2 separate regions of the Mus musculus genome follow, and region 2 is linked to region 1. Evidence: chromatin loops called from intact Hi-C (ENCODE). Cell type or tissue: heart. All regions are shown on one strand. Links, peaks and the distances in the headings refer to the core of each region. The heading gives the core; the rest is flanking DNA.

Region 1 (8,320 bases), core at 17-8,016:
CCTTGATTTCCCAGGAGTGCGAAAAGTGTTAGACAATAAAAGAAAGAAAGCAAGGGAAAGAAAGAGGCCAGCCCCTGGCTGGGATGAGCTCAGGCTCCCCTGGGATGGGTAATTTGCTTTATAGGAAGGTCCACGCCCCCTGCTTTAGTTAAACAAGGCTACAAATTCCCAGCTTGACAATACATTAGAACTCTAATTAAAACGCTGTCTTGGAAGGGATCATTTGGGAAATGCCATCCAGTAGAAACAACCAATTAAAGAAAACCAAGCTAGTTTTCCCAGGGGAGAGGGAAGTCCCAGGAACAGAACATATTCAGCCACCCTCCGCTGCATTCCTTAGTGTCCATTGGGATCTGGGGCTTGGCTTTCTTTTCCTAATGTAGACCTGGCCATACTTTAAATGCCCACACCATGAGACATCATGGGCTGGATATTCTGGCAAAGGGATCCCACTTACATGGATTTTGATTGATCCTGGGCTCCACAAAAACATCCCTTTTCTCCCAGAGACCACTTGTGTAGCCAGTAAACCCAGAGCTATGGAGGCCTGTTGTTGACCACTGGTCAGCTCTTCTCAGGACCACTATGCTTCTCAGGCCTGGAAAGTCCAGCCATAGTGGACATCTGAAACCTGGGTTCCTCAGCCAGGCACAGATCCTGCCTAGGACTTAGTGAATAGGAATGATTTCAGAGATGTCTGAGCTGCAGTCCAACTGAGGTTAAAGGGAGCCTTTCCTCTTTGCTGAGATCAACAAGGCTAGTCTTCTTGGAGCCAAGCTGGGAAAAACCTGGGTGGCTGCGAGCAAACAAGTGCGCAGGCTGTGATTCTCTCACCACCTTGCTACTTCTGCGGTTCTCTGGGGCCCCAGCTTTCTCTGTTTAGTCATGACCACCGCTTCCAGCAGAGGAATCTGAATTCTGGCAAATGTTTATTTCTGTTTTCTTTTTTGCTTTTTTTCTCCCTCCAGTGCCTGCATCTTCCCAGTCTAAACAAACCCACTCAGACGGAAACAATGGGGTCTCTTTGTTTGGGTGTTGAGTGGCTGACAGGAGAAAGCCATATACATCTTCTGGTCCATCCATTCAGGAAAGGCAGCTTGCCCCTATCCAAGTCAGGCACAGAGCAGAAATCAGAGCCAGGGTGCCCTACACAGACGCTGCATGTGCCAGGGAAGTCGGAAATGTCCCCCCTCCCGCAAGGTTGTCCCTATTGGGTAACAGAGAGGATGCAGAAGACTGGACCTTTGTGCCCTCACCTTGGACAGGAACTCCCCAAGGTGTTGAGCACCTGAAGTTCCCAGCCAGGCACTTTCTATTTATAGACCCGGTGACCTTATATTCAAACAGACCAGTTCGACATCATTTGGAGGGACGCCCACCCTCACCAACACACACACACACACACACACACACACACACACACACAGAGAGAGAGAGAGAGACAGAGACAGAGACAGAGACAGAGACAGACAGAGACAGACAGAGAGACAGAGACATGCAAATGTCTTGCCCTTCAAAGGAAGGCAGAGTCCTTACAAGGGCCACGGAAGAGCTACTTCTGGACCCAGTGATGTGTCTCTTCATAGCCTATAATGGAACCTCTGACAAAGTTCATTTTCTCAAGATAAGTCCCCGGTTTCAGCGACCCCCAAAACCTGCCCTAATCGAGGCTAGCCTTTCCGCGCACTTCCTTGTCCAGCTTGCAGGTTATTCTTTAGGTTTTAGCCTCACACCTCCAACCTCCCCTGTCTGTTAAGAGAGATAGAGAGGCCAAGGCCTGCTTGTGGCCATCTTAATAATTTGAGGCTCCTTTCATTCTGTGCGGCCCACGAGAGGCCTCACAGGCCCAGGAATGAGCCACAGAGGCTTCGATGCTCTTCCACAGCTCGCTAGGAGGTGAGAGCAAAAGGAAGGGGGTGCGAGAGAGGAGGATGCGCGTGAGAACTGTCCGGGTGCGGCGCAGGTACTCACAGCTGAAGTCCGGCATCTTGGGCAGGATCATGCCCGCAGTAGACGCGCGCAGCCACTGGTCCAGTTGGAAGGTGCTGGCACCCAGCTTGATGGGGTCGGCAGGGTGCGCAGGGTGCGCGCCCTGCACCTGAGGGTATGAGTAGGAAAGCGCCGGGTGCTGGCCAGCTAGCGCGGCCGCTGCAGCTGCTGCCGAATAACTGTAGACCGGGTGTCCATAGAGAGCCGCCTGTGCAGGGAGGCCCGCGCCGCCCTGTGCGCCCCCCGGGTGCAGCCCCAGTGCCAGGCCACCGGCAGCCGCGGCAGCGGCAGCGGCAGCCGCGGCGGCTGCTGCACCAGGGTGCGCGTGGTGGTGGGGAGTGCCCGGCCCACCCGCCGCGCCGCCGCCTCCTCCGGCGCCCAGGAATCCGGGCTTGGGCAGCAGCGCGCAGTGTGCAGCCAGCAAGCGTGGGGGCGACGGGCTCTCAGCTCTCAGCCGGTCACCGGGCGCTGCAGTGGCCTCCGAGGATGCGGGACTGCAGCTACGGCTCGCCCCGCTACTGGTCCCCCCGCCGCCGCTGCCGCCGCGGCCGGGACCAGATACTGTAGTCGCGAGGGAAGTGACCAAGGCCAGAGGCGCGCTCTGCGTGGAGGCGGCTCGCGGGGGATCCACGGCCAGCAGGGCGTCGATGCGGAAATTTTTGGATTTTTCCATCGGCTCGATTGGAGCTGACAATCAGGGTCCAAGGGTGGGCGATGCAGTCGTGTGCGGGCTTACGGAGACTGAGCGTGGCGGTGGCCAGCCTTGGGGCCGGTATTGTTACTGCGATTTTTTGCCAATAAAGTCGCAGCCGGAAACTCAGCTGAGAGCGACCATCGTCCAGGCGCCTCCTCTTTGCGGTCCTCGTGGGGACCGCGCTCCACTCACTGGTATGAACTTCCACCGGAGCGCTCCTGCGAGTTTGTGTTGGGGAGACCGGCTCTCTGCTCTCAAGAGCTCAAGCGACCGCATCGAGGCCACTGGTGCCTTGGTGGGGACCCGCGCCCCTCCGCACACTTGAAGCTCAGGGCGGTCTGGGATTGGCGCGCTCAGCGGGGGCCCGAGGAGGGCTGTCTGCCCGGCGATTGGCCGAGGGGCTCACCTGTCACGGTCCAATTAGCCTGACGCCCCGCCCCTGCGCCCCCAGGTCCTAAGCAGCCGGTGGTGAACAGCGTAGGTGGCCGGAGGAGGCAGGTTGGAGAGTTTGGAGGCTGAACACAAGCTTACTGCTTCCTTGCTGCTGGGAGAGTGGTGAGCGCCAGTAACCCTGGGTCCCAGTGAGTGCCCCCCGAGTCCCTTTGACACCTTGTTCCTCCAGAGGCGGACGCCTTATCTTCCTCCAGCTACTCGCGCTCCCTTGAGGGAGTTGTGGAATGTTCTGCACTGAGGAACTAGGTGGGTCCTCACCCCTGAAGTCCACTAGGTACCCAAAACGGGACCCTGAGCTTAGTACACTGAAGACTGTTCGGTTTCCCAAAATCTCTCGCGTTCCTGAGTGTTGATTGCTTCAAGATGGTTTGCGTCCCTGTCATTAACCCTCAGCAGGTCGAACCTTCTTATCTGCCCCTCCCCCAAAAGTATCATGCGCCGCAAATGTTTGTTTGTAGGGTTTCGGTGTGTATAAATACGGTATTAGAGGTTGAAGCCTACAAATCTTCAGTCAGAGTGGAGAGAGAGCAGTTTTCCAACTCAGAGATGCACATTGACTTGAAGGTCGTTTGCACAGGTGCCACTGAGCCGGACCTAGGTGAGAACCAAGTTCTATTAGAGCCTTGCCTTGTGGGGGTGTAGGAAAAAGGCTTTGCGGGAATTGGCCGAGGACTGCTCCCTCGGACTGAGCCAGTTCGCAGGCTAAGGGAGCCACTATCAGGCTCTCGCCTCCTCCTGCCGGCCGAGTTCAGGAAAATCAAGAAAGGGCTTCCAGAGACCGTATTAAAGTGTGAATCCAGACCTCAGCCTGCGCACATATCAAATATTTACTGTAAACACGCTTCCGGGGGCTTTTTTTTTTTAATGTAACGAATCAATAAGTAGTTTGAGAAATCAAGCTTTCTCGCTAGCTCCATTCTCGGGTATCTTCCCCAAACACGAGGGGAAAGTGGGAGGGAGTTCCAGGTCTCTGGATCGCGGCTTCCCAACCAGGTGAGAGGTTAATAAAAGATCGGAAATGGCCCAGGGAAGGCCAGGAGGCTAGGACAATCCTTGTTGGGTGAATTTAAAAGTAGCAGGCAAAGCTGTTTCAAGAGGGATTGGGGGTGGGGGGTAACGATAAATATAAGTAAGGACTATATTTTCCCTGTCAACAAGTTTTGTTTAGGAGAGATTTAACGCAGTGATTCTGTTGGGATGAGTGAGTAGGTTTTTTGTTTTTGTTGTTTTTGTTTTGTTTTTGTTTTTGATTTTGGAGACAGGGTTTCTCTGTCTAGCCCTGGCTGTCTTGGAACTCACTCTGTAGACCAGGCTGGCCTCGAACTCAGAAATCCTCCTGCCTCTGCCTCCCAAGTGCTGGGATTAAAGGTGTGCGCCACCATGCTCGGCTGAGTGGAGTTTTTATTATGACAGGGTGGTCCTGGCTGGAAAATCTGGAACCCAGCGGGGAACATCTTGGAGTAAGTTGTGCACAGCTTTGCAAAGGCCTCCAGCTAGTCTGAAAATAGTACAAGCACATAGCTCTTGTCTTTAGGTGCTGTCTCTTTGGGGTGATGAAAATGCAGCTCTGCCTTTTAGAGGGTTAAAGGAACACTTGTGTTCCATGAGTGGTTCCCTGCCAGTTCTCCTATCTTGGAAGCCCAATTAAGGCAAGTAAGGATGCTGGGATGCCCTACCCCCATCCCCAGGATTCAGTCTTGACCCCATTGCATTTACAGAAACTTGTGTTTAAGGCCCATGGGCCTTTTCCAGATGAGAGTCCCAAAGAAGAAAGAGAACCTAACCATGGTGAGGCAAGTCTCTAATCCCAGCACTCAGGAGGCAGAGGCAGGTGGGGTCTGTGAGTTCTAGGCCAGCCTAGTCTACAGAGCCAGTTCCAGGACAGCAACCAAAAATGCTACACAGAGATACCCTGTCTTGAAAAAAACAACAACAAAACAAACAAAGGAGAAGAAGGAGGAAAAAAAGGGTGGCTGCAGATGAGATTTTCCTGGGGTGGACCTCATGGACCCGAATCATCTCTAAACTACACAACCAGGGTTGTTTTTGGTGATGATACAGTATTAGGTCTACTGAGTTTAGGCACAGGTTTCCTTAGTAAAGTCATCCGAGAAGAGGAATTCATTTCCTGTTTGTTGTGTAGGGGATGTGATCCAAAAGCTTCTAAATCCCTTTCAAACCCTTCCCACTTCGTCTGGTGTTTGACCATCCACCAGGCTAACCCACACCAGTCCCCACCACCTGTGGGCTGAGTGAGGTTGTATCAAGAGCCCCTTCAGCGAAGGGGAAATTTGCATATCAGACTTGATGGATATATTTCTTTGTTTGACAAAGTGGGGGTTGGGCCAAAAAGACTCTGAAGTCAAAGGGCTTGAATATGATCATATATTCTGCTTCGGTTTGAGCGGGAACTTGTATCCTGAGAGGTGGGAGTTGGGAGAGAGACTGGGAGTCGTCTGGAACTGGGATCTTTGTGTGTTTTACGAGTGGAGTGAGCATGCTGCGTCTCTTCCTGTTCCCAGCGTCTATTGACCCAGCCCAGCTGGCTCTGGGGCAGCCTGGGACTGAGCTGGGGGTTTACTACGGTACCCTTGAGAGATCAAAGGTCTGGTCCCAGAAGCATGCCTATTCTTTTTTTTTTTTTTATTAGATATTTTCTTTATTTACATTTCAAATGTTATCCCCTTTCCTAGTTTCCCCTCCCCAAATCCCCTATCCCCTCTCCCCTCCCTCTGCTCCCCAACCCACCTGTTCCCATTCCTGGTCCTGGCAAAAAAAAATAAGGAATGCTTCACAAATTTGCATGTCATCCTTGCGCAGGGGCCATGCTAATCTTCTCTGTATCGGTTCAGTTTTAGTATAGGTGCTGCCGAAGTGAGCACAGCATTCCCATTGTTGTGCCTCAAGGTAGCTCCCTTCTCCAGAAGCCCCAGGGGCCAAATGAGGCTCTTGGAGGGCAGAGAGGAAGACCTCTCCTACCCAAAAGAGGCTGGAATTTAAGGCCCGGTGTACATTTAATCATCTGGCTCCCAGTCATTTTTTTCTCTGCGTCTAGCCAGGATCCCTCTTTTGGGTCTTGCATTAAGTTACTGAATATAACTTGTGATTGAGCCTCCTCTCATTACTGAGAAAGGTGTGTTGATTTATACAAATAACCACAAGGAAATAAGATGTTGGGGTGGGGAGTATAGTGGTTCCACAGTTCAGTGCTTAAGAGTGAGTGCAGCTCTTGAGGAGGACCCAAGTTGGGTTCCCACCACTCACACTCACAACCACCTCCAACTCCAGCTACAGGAAATCGGATTCCCTCTTATGGCCTCTTTGGGTACGTGCATTCCCATAAATAGACACAAACATACACACAATGCAAACATAAAAAGAAAACTTACAAAGATGTTATAATCTACAAGTTTTACCCCTGACATTATACAAGAACTCAGAACAAAACCTACATGCACCCATATTCACAGGTCAGGTCAGCATTGATTCTATAACTGATCACCTACAAACACATCCCTTTCTGTGGAATGCAGCAGGTACAATATATAATAGCCATTAACAAAAAGGCCAAGAGCCTGGAGGTATGGCTAGGAGACTGGATGGAAGGCAGCATTCCCTGCATCTCCCTCCACACACCTGCCATTTGTCTGGCTGTTTCCAAAACTTAAAACAAGCAACCCCCTGCCCACAGCAGCCTCATGGAGAAAGGTTCATGAAGACTGACTTCTCAGCCCTTTTGAACTCCATGAGAGTTAACTCACATCAACATTTTGAGGCGGGGCTGGTGAGATGGCTCAGTGGGTTAGAGCACCCTACTGCTCTTCCGAAGGTCCAGAGTTCAAATCCCAGCAACCACATGGTGGCTCACAACCATCTGTAACGAGATCTGACTCCCTCTTCTGGTGTGTCTGAAGACAGCTACAATGTACTTACATATAATAAATAAATAAATCTTTAAAAAAAAAAACATTTTAAGGCTTCCCTTCAGGAAAATGAGCCTGGAGGATGTAGTGAGGCCAGTGAGGTCCAGGACACAAGCCCACAGGGGTGGTGATGGTGGTATTTTTCAGAGGCTGAATAAGTACTCAGGAGGACAGAAAGCAAGCAGGAAGTGTGAATGCTGGACCTGGAAGGTCATAGACCAACTTCCTTCAAGTCAGACTGAAATCAGTGCTTGGAATGTCTCTGGGGACATAACCCGTCCACCCACCCCAGCCTGAGGACACACAGAATCCAATGGGGAGCCTGGGGTCACAGGGAGGTGAGATCAGGAGAAGGGATGTCTGATGAGTCCCCCCCCACACACACACACTCATTACAGCCCCTTCAGAGCCCAAAAGTACCATCAGCTCCTTTATTACCATCCTTTGATCTACCACCCTTTTCTCAGACCTCCATCCCCAGTTCAGCTTTAAAGGGGTGGTTTGCAAAGGTGGCTCAGAAGACAGGTGACCTGAAGACCCAGTGTTCCAACCTGAGGTGAACTGCTCTTGCCAAGGACACTACAAGCCAGTCCTTTTCTTTGCCAGCCCCCCCCCCTTCTCTACCTCTCCCAGCACACTTGGATTTCCTTCCTCCCTTTTTAGAAAGCTTACTCTGCCCTCCCTACTGCCTGGTCCACCCTCAGGCCATCTTCACTGGCTGCCCTTCTCCACTGGCCCCATTCCTCCTTGTAAATAAATAAATAAGTCCAGCCCAAACCTGGGTTGTAGGGGTACAGGGAGAAAGACAGTAAGATATAAATTTGAAAAACTCCAGCACAAAAATATATTCTATATTTGAAAATTTTACTCAAGGTTTCGGGTTTTTGTTTGTTTTGCTGTGTACTTAGAACATAGAGAAGAGACTGAGCTCAGCCCTGCGCTGGATGCTTTCTGACCCAGGAAGCCAAAGACATTTTCAATTTCTCTTACAATCCTAGAGGCCATAGGTATGAATCATAAAGAGAAACAAGGCTAAGAGAGGTCACCTCAGTTCTTTTAATCAGCTAGGGTGTGTGTGTGTGTGTGTGTGTGTGTGTGTGTGTGTGTGTGTGTGTAAGTAAAACAGCACCCTCAGAAGAAACGAAAGACTTCTCAGGAAACCTGTACTTTTGCTCCAAGATCTTACTGCAAATTCATTGTATAGGAGCTTCATATCATGGGCAGGACAAAGAACAGAAGCAAGCTCCAAGCAGGCTGTGCA
Region 2 (8,320 bases), core at 286-8,285, 1.3 Mb before region 1:
GAAAACAAAACAAAAAGCCCGCGAGGCTGGATGCAACCAGGCATCGGTATCTGCGGCAGCGGCAGCGGCTTTCAATTGCAACCCTCTTCAGAGTTACTAAGTCCACTTATGTGGACGCCGCTTTCCCCTTTGTGACCTCGGAGGCCTCTCTTTGTCCTCTAGCTTCGGACACACAGAGCAGAGTTCCATGGAGGCGGGTGATTTGCGGGCCCACTGCTGGTCCCTGGTACACGCACAGAAGGGAAACGGTGTTCTGAGGCCAGAGCCGCCAAAAGCGCTCCGAGAGGGACAGATGGCCGCTGCTGGTTCCTCTGATAGAGGACCGAGGTCTGCGGCCAAGGGACACTGAAAGCCGAGTAGAGCCTGCAAGCGCTATGTCTGAGCAGAAGCTAGGACGCTACTAGCATCTCACACATTTCAGGCCCGGGGTGGAGCAGATCTGGCAAACCAAGAAAACAATACCACCCTATTCCAGAAAGTGCAAGAGGCCAGATTGAACCCCCAAAACTAGAAGCCTCCTGAAAGCCAGAACGCTGTCTGTGATACTTAAAATTTCCCCAGCCCCAGTGCATCAGGTGTAAAAGTACCTTCACCTAGGCTTCGCCTTTTGGAAAGGGTTTCTGCCCTTTGCGTGGCGCGCCTGTTCTTAAGGGTAACTCTTTCCTAGAGTTTTCATTTTGGGTAGCCCAACAGCTACCTCGAAATTTCTTTTTGGATTCCGCTACCCTTTCTTCACTGTCCTAGCCTTCAGCTTCCAGGAAGACTGGGAGGAACCTGAGAACTAGACAGTGTTCTTGGCCTAGCTGGACCTGTGTGTGTGTGTGTGTGTGTGTGTGTGTGTGTGTGTGTGTGTGTGTGTGTGTGTAGAGAGGGAGAGAGAGAGAGAGAGAGAGAGAGAGAGAGAGAGAGAGAGAGAGAGAGAGAAGAGGGAGAGAGGAGAGGAGAGGGAGAGAGAAGGACAGGGACAGGGACAGGGACAGGGAGGAGAGAGAGAGGGGGAGAGGGACAGGGGCAGGGACAGGGACGGGGACAGGGAAAGAACCAGCCTAGGTGCTACAGCCAAAACTGTCAGGGTCTCCATTGCAGAGCTGAAGTTGAGTCTAGGGCAGAGTAAAGAGCAGAGTCCAGCCCCTTGGGTTTATCTAATACTGGAACAATCTATGGGGCAGAGGTTCCCAAGAAATGAGAAAATACATCAGGTGAGGGCCTAATTATTTTCATGGGACAGGTAGGGAAATGAACTTGAAATTAGTGCAGGAATCTTGGAGCTCTGATAGTCCCTATCATGGTCCAGTTTAGAAGACAAGAAGAAATCAGAGTGCCCATTTACTAGCTGGTGATAATTCAAGTCTCTCTCTCTCTCTCTCTCTCTCTCTCTCTCTCTCTCTCTCTCTCTCTCTCTCTCTGTTGTTTTTGCTTGTTTTTTGTTTGTTTTTGTTTGTTTGTTTTCAAGACAGGGTTTCTCTGTATATCCCTGGCTGTCCTGGTACTCACTCTGTAGACCAGGCTGGCCTTGAACTCAGAAATCCACCTGCCTCTGCCTCCCAAAGGCATGCACCACCACTGCCTGGCTGATAGTTCAGGTCTCAAATGTTTTTCTTCCTAAGGATGCTCCCTAACCCACTCACTGGTCCCATTTTCATGAAGGTAGGTAGACTTCAAGGTTTCTTCTCTCTCTTTCTCTGTTTTATCAGTCCCTTACCTAGGAAGGACCTAGCAGGTATTTTCCTAGTCAAAAACTTTGGTGAGGACCCCTTCAGATGAGAAAAATAGAGTCATGAAGAGGCACCCTTCCCCATAAGTACAGGGTGGCCATCCCACTTACATACCAGGCCTGTTCCCAGCATCTACCCAAACCTACCTCCAGCAGCTTGAGCCTAAAATTTCTGGGGGTGGTTGTCTGTGTGGGCTAACTTCTGGAACAGCCCTTGGGAGTTATTGCCCTTGCTGAAACCTGCCAGGTAGACAGTTATGTGCACAATGAGGCATTGCTTGGTGTGGGTGCCCAAGTCCAGACACAACTGTCAGCCTCCAGATAGCCTGGCAGGCCTCCATGCCTGGGTTCTGTAGGCTCTGATTCCTGCCCTTCACCAGGACCTGGCAGTTCCTTATAGGAGGCTACCTGGGTTTCAAGTGTGGTAGCCAACAGGCAGGACTTATGAACAACAGCAGCCTGGGGCCAGACACCCAGAAAGCCCTCTGATGTGATCCTAGGCTGTCTGAGGACTTTTATTATTATGCAGCCCTCCTGTGCCCGCCCCCCAGCTGCCCTTCTGGATGTTTCTCAAAGTTAATACATTTCCATATTTTTTTTCACAGACGTGGGAGCCTGTAGTAACCAGAATTTTGGTAGGGGAGAGAAAAGCAAACTGAAAAGATCTTGGGAGATGTTGGGGAAAGAGAGTAGAAAAGAGCCATTCTGTCAGCAACTGGAGGGAAGTTTAGAGAAGGAATAAAGACAGAGCAAGGGAAAACAAATTGGAGCTCCCCCTCCTATCACAGCATCCCTATTCTTTCAAATTAGCCTTGCTTTCTTCCAAAATCAGCTTAAATGTTTTGATACAAAGATAAGGAGATCAGTGGCCTGGTGGCTCAACATAGGAAATGGGGAGTACTGATGACTGGCTCTCTGTCTCAGTCTCTGTCTCTGACTGGCTCTCTGTCTCTCTCTGTCTCTCTCTGTCTCTCTCTGTCTCTGTCTCTCTCTCTCTCTGTCTCTGTCTCTGTCTCTCTGTCTCTCTGTCTCTCTCTCTCTCTCTCTCTCTCTCTCTCTCTCTCTCTCTCTCTCTCTGTGTGTGTGTGTGTGTGTGTGTGTGTGTACAGCTGTATTCAGGATCACTTGTGGGGTGGATGGGTTAAAGGTTTGGCTAAGCAGTCATCACTCATTTCTAAATTAGAAGATCATGTTATAACCCTTCTTAAATAATCCTTTTATTTCTCCTTTCTTAAATGGTGCACTAAAGTGTATTCTCGCATAGATAAAGATCTACGTTGAGGTTCCCGAGGAGCCACTGTCCACGGGTGGAATCTTTCCGTATGCATGCGTCTCCTGCACAGGCACAAACATGCATGCTGAGAGTAGGATTCTGCAGGTACCTGTGCTCTTGCCTGCCGATTAGGACTGCACGCTGCTGGGGAACCAAAGTGACAATTTTCCCCTCCACCAGCAAAGAAAGCGGGTCACAAACGTCCCTTTGTATCTCGGTACCTCATTTAATTTTATTTATGCATTTTGTGCAAGGAATTGTGGGATCTCACCACACCGTAAACAATATGGGAATGTTAAAAAATAACGATCTTTCGGCGCGTGTCCAGTTAGGCGTAGCAGTGACCTGGTGGGACTGTTCACAAGCTTCCTCAGCGTCTCTAACCGAGAGAAGATGAGGAGTGCGAGTGAGCACCGCTGACTCGCCGATGGATCTGGCTGGATTATAGGCTCCCGCGCCGGGAGCCCTGGGCACGGCCACTTTAAAGGGGGGAGGGGAGGTGGCGGCGGGGGAGGGGCGGCAGGCGGTTCCTGTCACCAAGCTGCCGCGGGCGCGTCACGTGGATGAGCGGCGCGGCTGCCATTGGCCCGAGGCACGTGTCCAGGAGACCGGCCCGCGACGTCACTTGAGGGGGCTCTGTTAAAAATAAGAACAAAAATCCAGAGTGAAAGTGTCTCAGGTTGCGCTAAGTGGCCTGAAATTTTCCCGAGCCCGCGCGAAAGCCGAGGCAGCGAAGGCGCGCGGACCGGGAGGGAGGGAGCGCAGGAGGCCCTGCCCGGCCCGGCCTCCCGCCCCTCACTCATGCGGCTCGGGCCGCGGGGCTGCGCGGGGCTCAGCGGGGGCGCAGCCGCTCGCCCGTGGGGCGCCCCGGCCCGCAGCGGGGCGGCGGCCTGGCGCGGGGAGCCCCGGGGCGGGCGGAGCGCAGCGCGGGCCCACGGCCCTCCATGTGCGTGCTGGCGGCTGCGGGCGCGCTGAGAACCCGCGCCCAGCAGCCTCGAGGGTCGGCCGGGACCGGCGGGTGGCAACGGCCGAGCAGTGGCTGCCCGAGCGGGCCCGAGCGGCAGTGAGCGCGGGCGGCGCGCTGCCTGCATGCGCGCGGCAGCGGCGGAGGCGGCGGCGCCGGAGCCCGAGGCTGCTGACCACCAAAAGGAGCGCGGAGTTGCACGGACGTCCCGGGTCCCCGGAGTGGTGCGGTGACCATCTAGAGTCCGGTGCGTCGCCAAGACCGGGACCCGCTTCCGTTGAATCGCCCGGCGTCCCTGCCGGCGGGGAGACTGGTGATTTGCTAACGCACTCCGTGGATCCGAACGTGGCTTGGCTCCGAGCGCGCCCGGCGACCTGTAGGACTCCAGCCCTGGCCACTGTCGCCGCTCGCACGCTCGGAGGACTCGGCTGCGTAGGAGCGCTCGGGGCTCGCTGTGTGCCGCGGATCGGCCGGAGATCGCTTTGGCGGTGGGCCGGTGGAGAGGCGATTTGGGATTTTCTGTGAAGTATGGAGGAGAAGGATTCCAAGCCCAGCGAGACGGCGGCGGAGGCGCAGAGACAGCCGGAACCCAGCTCCGGCGGCGGCTCTGGCGGCGGCAGCAGCCCGAGCGACTCGGACACCGGCCGCCGGCGGGCTCTGATGCTGCCCGAGGTCCTACAGGCGCCAGGCAACCACCAGCATCCACATCGCATCACCAACTTCTTCATCGATAACATCCTGCGGCCTGAGTTTGGCCGCCGAAAGGACGCGGGGACTTGCTGTGCGGGCGCGGGCGGAGCCAGGGGAGGCGAAGGCGGCGCTGGCACTACCGAAGGAGGCGGCGGCGGCGCAGGCGGAGCCGAGCAGCTACTGGGCGCCAGGGAGTCCCGACCGAACCCAGCGTGCGCACCCAGCGCGGGAGGAACGCTCTCCGCCGCCGCTGGCGACCCTGCGGTCGACGGAGAAGGAGGTTCCAAGACGCTATCACTTCACGGTGGTGCCAAAAAACCCGGCGATCCTGGGGGTTCCTTGGATGGAGTGCTCAAAGCCCGGGGCTTGGGCGGCGGTGACCTGTCGGTGAGCTCCGACTCGGACAGCTCTCAAGCCAGCGCCACTCTGGGCGCGCAGCCCATGCTCTGGCCCGCTTGGGTCTACTGCACGCGCTATTCTGACCGGCCTTCTTCAGGTGAGCCCATGGGAATCAGGCCGCTGAGGGGAGGCCCGCGGGGCTAGGGAGGGCGCTTCCTAGTAAACTTGCACGGAGGGAAAGGATCACATTTTCTCCTGCACACACACACACACACACACACACACTCCTCACCGAAGCGTCAAAGAGCAGCAGCCAGGCAGTTGGAAGGACACACAGACCTAGGACTCTGTTCTTCTCTCATCTCATCTCTCTCAGAGCCTCTCACAGACTCTCTCTCTCTCTCTCTCTCTCTCTCTCTCTCTCTCTCTCTCTCTCTCTCTCTCTCTCTCTCTCTCTCTCTCTTTTTCCTGGACCCTGTAAACTCTCTGCCATCCTCAGGCCCATAGTCCCCAGAACTGGTTATTCCAACTCTGGGTGCTCTCCTGCTCCATTCTTGGCCTAGTGTGACCGCTGCGAAGGAGCAGAGGAAAAACCACAAGAAAGCGGTGAAAACTGGGGCACCCTTTGCCAGTTTATCTGACGAACCCGGTAGTTCGTTCCATCCTGCAAGCCCGCGGCTTGGAGAAGGTGCAAAGATCTCAGAGCCTCCATCAGGCAGAAAGGAACCTTCAAGTGTTTTACGATGCTACCAAGAGTGAGAAGGTGGCGGCTTTCAGAGGGGGGTGTGAAGAGGTTCGGACAAATTTTCTCCATTCGTTTATAATTTTTAAGACCTCGTAGACGCGGGCCTGCGGTTAGAAAGCGCCATTAGCAATGAGTTTCATTTGTCCATGATCTGACTGAGCTGAGCGAGGCCCTGCACACCCCCAATCCTCAGCTGTTCTATGGGTGTCCTTTACTTATGTTCGTAGCAAGACTGAGTCGCTCTGGGCTGCCTTCTTGCAGCATCCTGTTTGTGTCTGCTGAAATCCAGTTTTTTTGCAGTTAGACCTGAAATTTGCTCCATTGTTCTCGCCTCCCTCCTTTGTTAATATTTAATTAACATATAGGCTCACAAAGCCGACTGGCCTTGAGTCGCGCTCGGCTTTGTGAGGAGCCAGCGAGTGAGTCCGCGCCATACCAAGCCCTGGCGGCCCTGGGGATCTTGCATGATGGCCCGCGTGGTTCGCCTCACAGCTTTCCTAGGCTTAACGAAATCCCTTTCCTGACTGTAAGTAACGTTTCTTTTCTGGGCATTTAAGAAAGAAAGTAGGGGCAGAGAGTATTTGCCGAGATTTGGTTCTGTTTTCTCTAAGTCCCCTAAGTGTTTGCCTTTTAAAAGAGAATTCATGGGAAGAGGAACCGAAAGTATGTTTTTCAGATGTTCTTTCTCAGAAATAGGAGTTTGCGGAGGTTGGAGTGTGTGTTGTAGGACACGAACCCCAGGGTGGAGGAGACTGGAGGACAGAGCCCTCTTTCCCAGGGAGGAAAGGAGGAGAGTTTGAGATCCGCTCCGGAAGTCGGGGTTCAGGTTTGAGCAGGCCAGGCCTCTCCCGTGGTCTCGCCCTCTTGTCCTAGAAGCCTCACTGGCCAGGTGTAAGCCAGGTCGTGGGTGCCGAGCCCCGCTCCCTCATCCTCAGCATGGATGTGAAGAGGACTGTATGGCGTGCGGGTGTGTGTGACCGTGGGTACACTTAAAACACCGGGTTTTGGATCTGCACTGTCCCGGATGTCCTCTGGTGCTCAAAGACCCTTTTGGGTTTGCCCTTTGGTAAGAGCGCCGGGATCTACTTGTCTGGAGGCCAGGGAGTCCTCAGCCGAGGCTTGCCGCCCCTGACTGCACTGCACTGAGTAGTGGATGGGAGAGTCTGGTACCGCACTGCCGGTTTCCTCCACCATCCCCGCAGCGCAGGGCAGTGCATTCCGTCCTGGCTGCGAAGGGGGATGGTCGGGCCTTCTCCAGCCTCTTCCGCTTCTAGCGGAAGGGGCCTTGATGGAAGGGCCCGCATGTCTCCAAAGTTGATTCATGCTTCTTGCACAGAGAAAGACCAGAAAGAAGGTCTCAAGTTTTAGCCGGTAGCCCGGATGGCCTTTCCTGCACGGCACCATATGAACCTTGTGACCCTGACAAAGAGACCCCTCTAACCCAAGACCCCCTACCACTTTACCCTTTCCCTTTGAAGGCTTTCCCACACCACCCTCCACACTTGCCCCAAACACTGCCAACTATGTAGGAGGAAGGGGTTGGGACTAACAGAAGAACCCGTTGTGGGGAAGCTGTTGGGAGGGTCACTTTATGTTCTTGCCCAAGGTCAGTTGGGTGGCCTGCTTCTGATGAGGTGGTCCCAAGGTCTGGGGTAGAAGGTGAGAGGGACAGGCCACCAAGGTCAGCCCCCCCCCCCCTATCCCATAGGAGCCAGGTCCCTCTCCTGGACAGGAAGACTGAAGGGGAGATGCCAGAGACTCAGTGAAGCCTGGGGTACCCTATTGGAGTCCTTCAAGGAAACAAACTTGGCCTCACCAGGCCTCAGCCTTGGCTCCTCCTGGGAACTCTACTGCCCTTGGGATCCCCTTGTAGTTGTGGGTTACATAGGAAGGGGGACGGGATTCCCCTTGACTGGCTAGCCTACTCTTTTCTTCAGTCTTCTCCATCTCCTCTCACCTGTCTCTCGACCCTTTCCCTAGGATAGACTTGGAAAAAGATAAGGGGAGAAAACAAATGCAAACGAGGCCAGAAAGATTTTGGCTGGGCATTCCTTCCGCTAGCTTTTATTGGGATCCCCTAGTTTGTGATAGGCCTTTTAGCTACATCTGCCAATCCATCTCATTTTCACACACACACACCACTTTCCTTCTGGTCAGTGGGCACATGCCCAGCCTCAAGTTTATATCACCACCCCCAATGCCCAACACTTGTATGGCCTTGGGCGGGTCATCCCCCCCCCCCCACCCCCAGTATCTGCAACCTCAAGCTTGGGTGCGTGGGTTGTGGATAAGTAGCTAGACTCCAGCAACCAGTAACCTCTGCCCTTTCTCCTCCATGACAACCAGGTCCCAGGTCCCGAAAACCAAAGAAGAAGAACCCTAACAAAGAGGACAAGCGGCCTCGCACAGCCTTCACTGCTGAGCAGCTCCAGAGGCTCAAGGCTGAGTTTCAGACCAACAGGTACCTGACAGAGCAGCGGCGCCAGAGTCTGGCACAGGAGCTCAGCCTGAACGAGTCTCAGATCAAGATTTGGTTCCAGAACAAGCGGGCCAAAATCAAGAAAGCCACGGGCAACAAGAACACTTTGGCGGTGC

Evidence for each region. Peaks named below come from ENCODE experiments on the same cell type or tissue, not always from the same donor. Only the 100,000 strongest peaks of a DNase experiment are listed, where the experiment ranks them.
Region 2: a loop joins it to region 1, with 4 times the contacts of the local background. A loop is called at or near these places in 9 of 42 quality-filtered maps.

What each region holds. Positions count from the first base shown.
Region 1 is chr5:29,475,614-29,483,933 of GRCm38, forward strand. Mnx1 (motor neuron and pancreas homeobox 1) reads right to left here and starts at 2,857. Exons shown (of 3, transcript NM_019944.2): 1 at 1,972-2,857. The coding sequence starts at 2,662. Gm24538 (a small nuclear RNA gene) reads right to left here and starts at 6,018; the gene lies at 5,912-6,018. In heart, for the core only: a CTCF peak has its summit at 3,873; no DNase peak of the experiment used is centred there; H3K4me3 peaks cover 1,762 bases; H3K27ac peaks cover 525 bases; H3K27me3 peaks cover 7,859 bases.
Region 2 is chr5:28,162,048-28,170,367 of GRCm38, forward strand. En2 (engrailed 2) reads left to right here and starts at 3,649. Exons shown (of 2, transcript NM_010134.4): 1 at 3,649-5,137; 2 at 8,072-8,320. The coding sequence starts at 4,480. In heart, for the core only: no CTCF peak of the experiment used is centred there; a DNase peak (open chromatin) is centred at 3,594; H3K4me3 peaks cover 3,116 bases; H3K27me3 peaks cover 7,549 bases.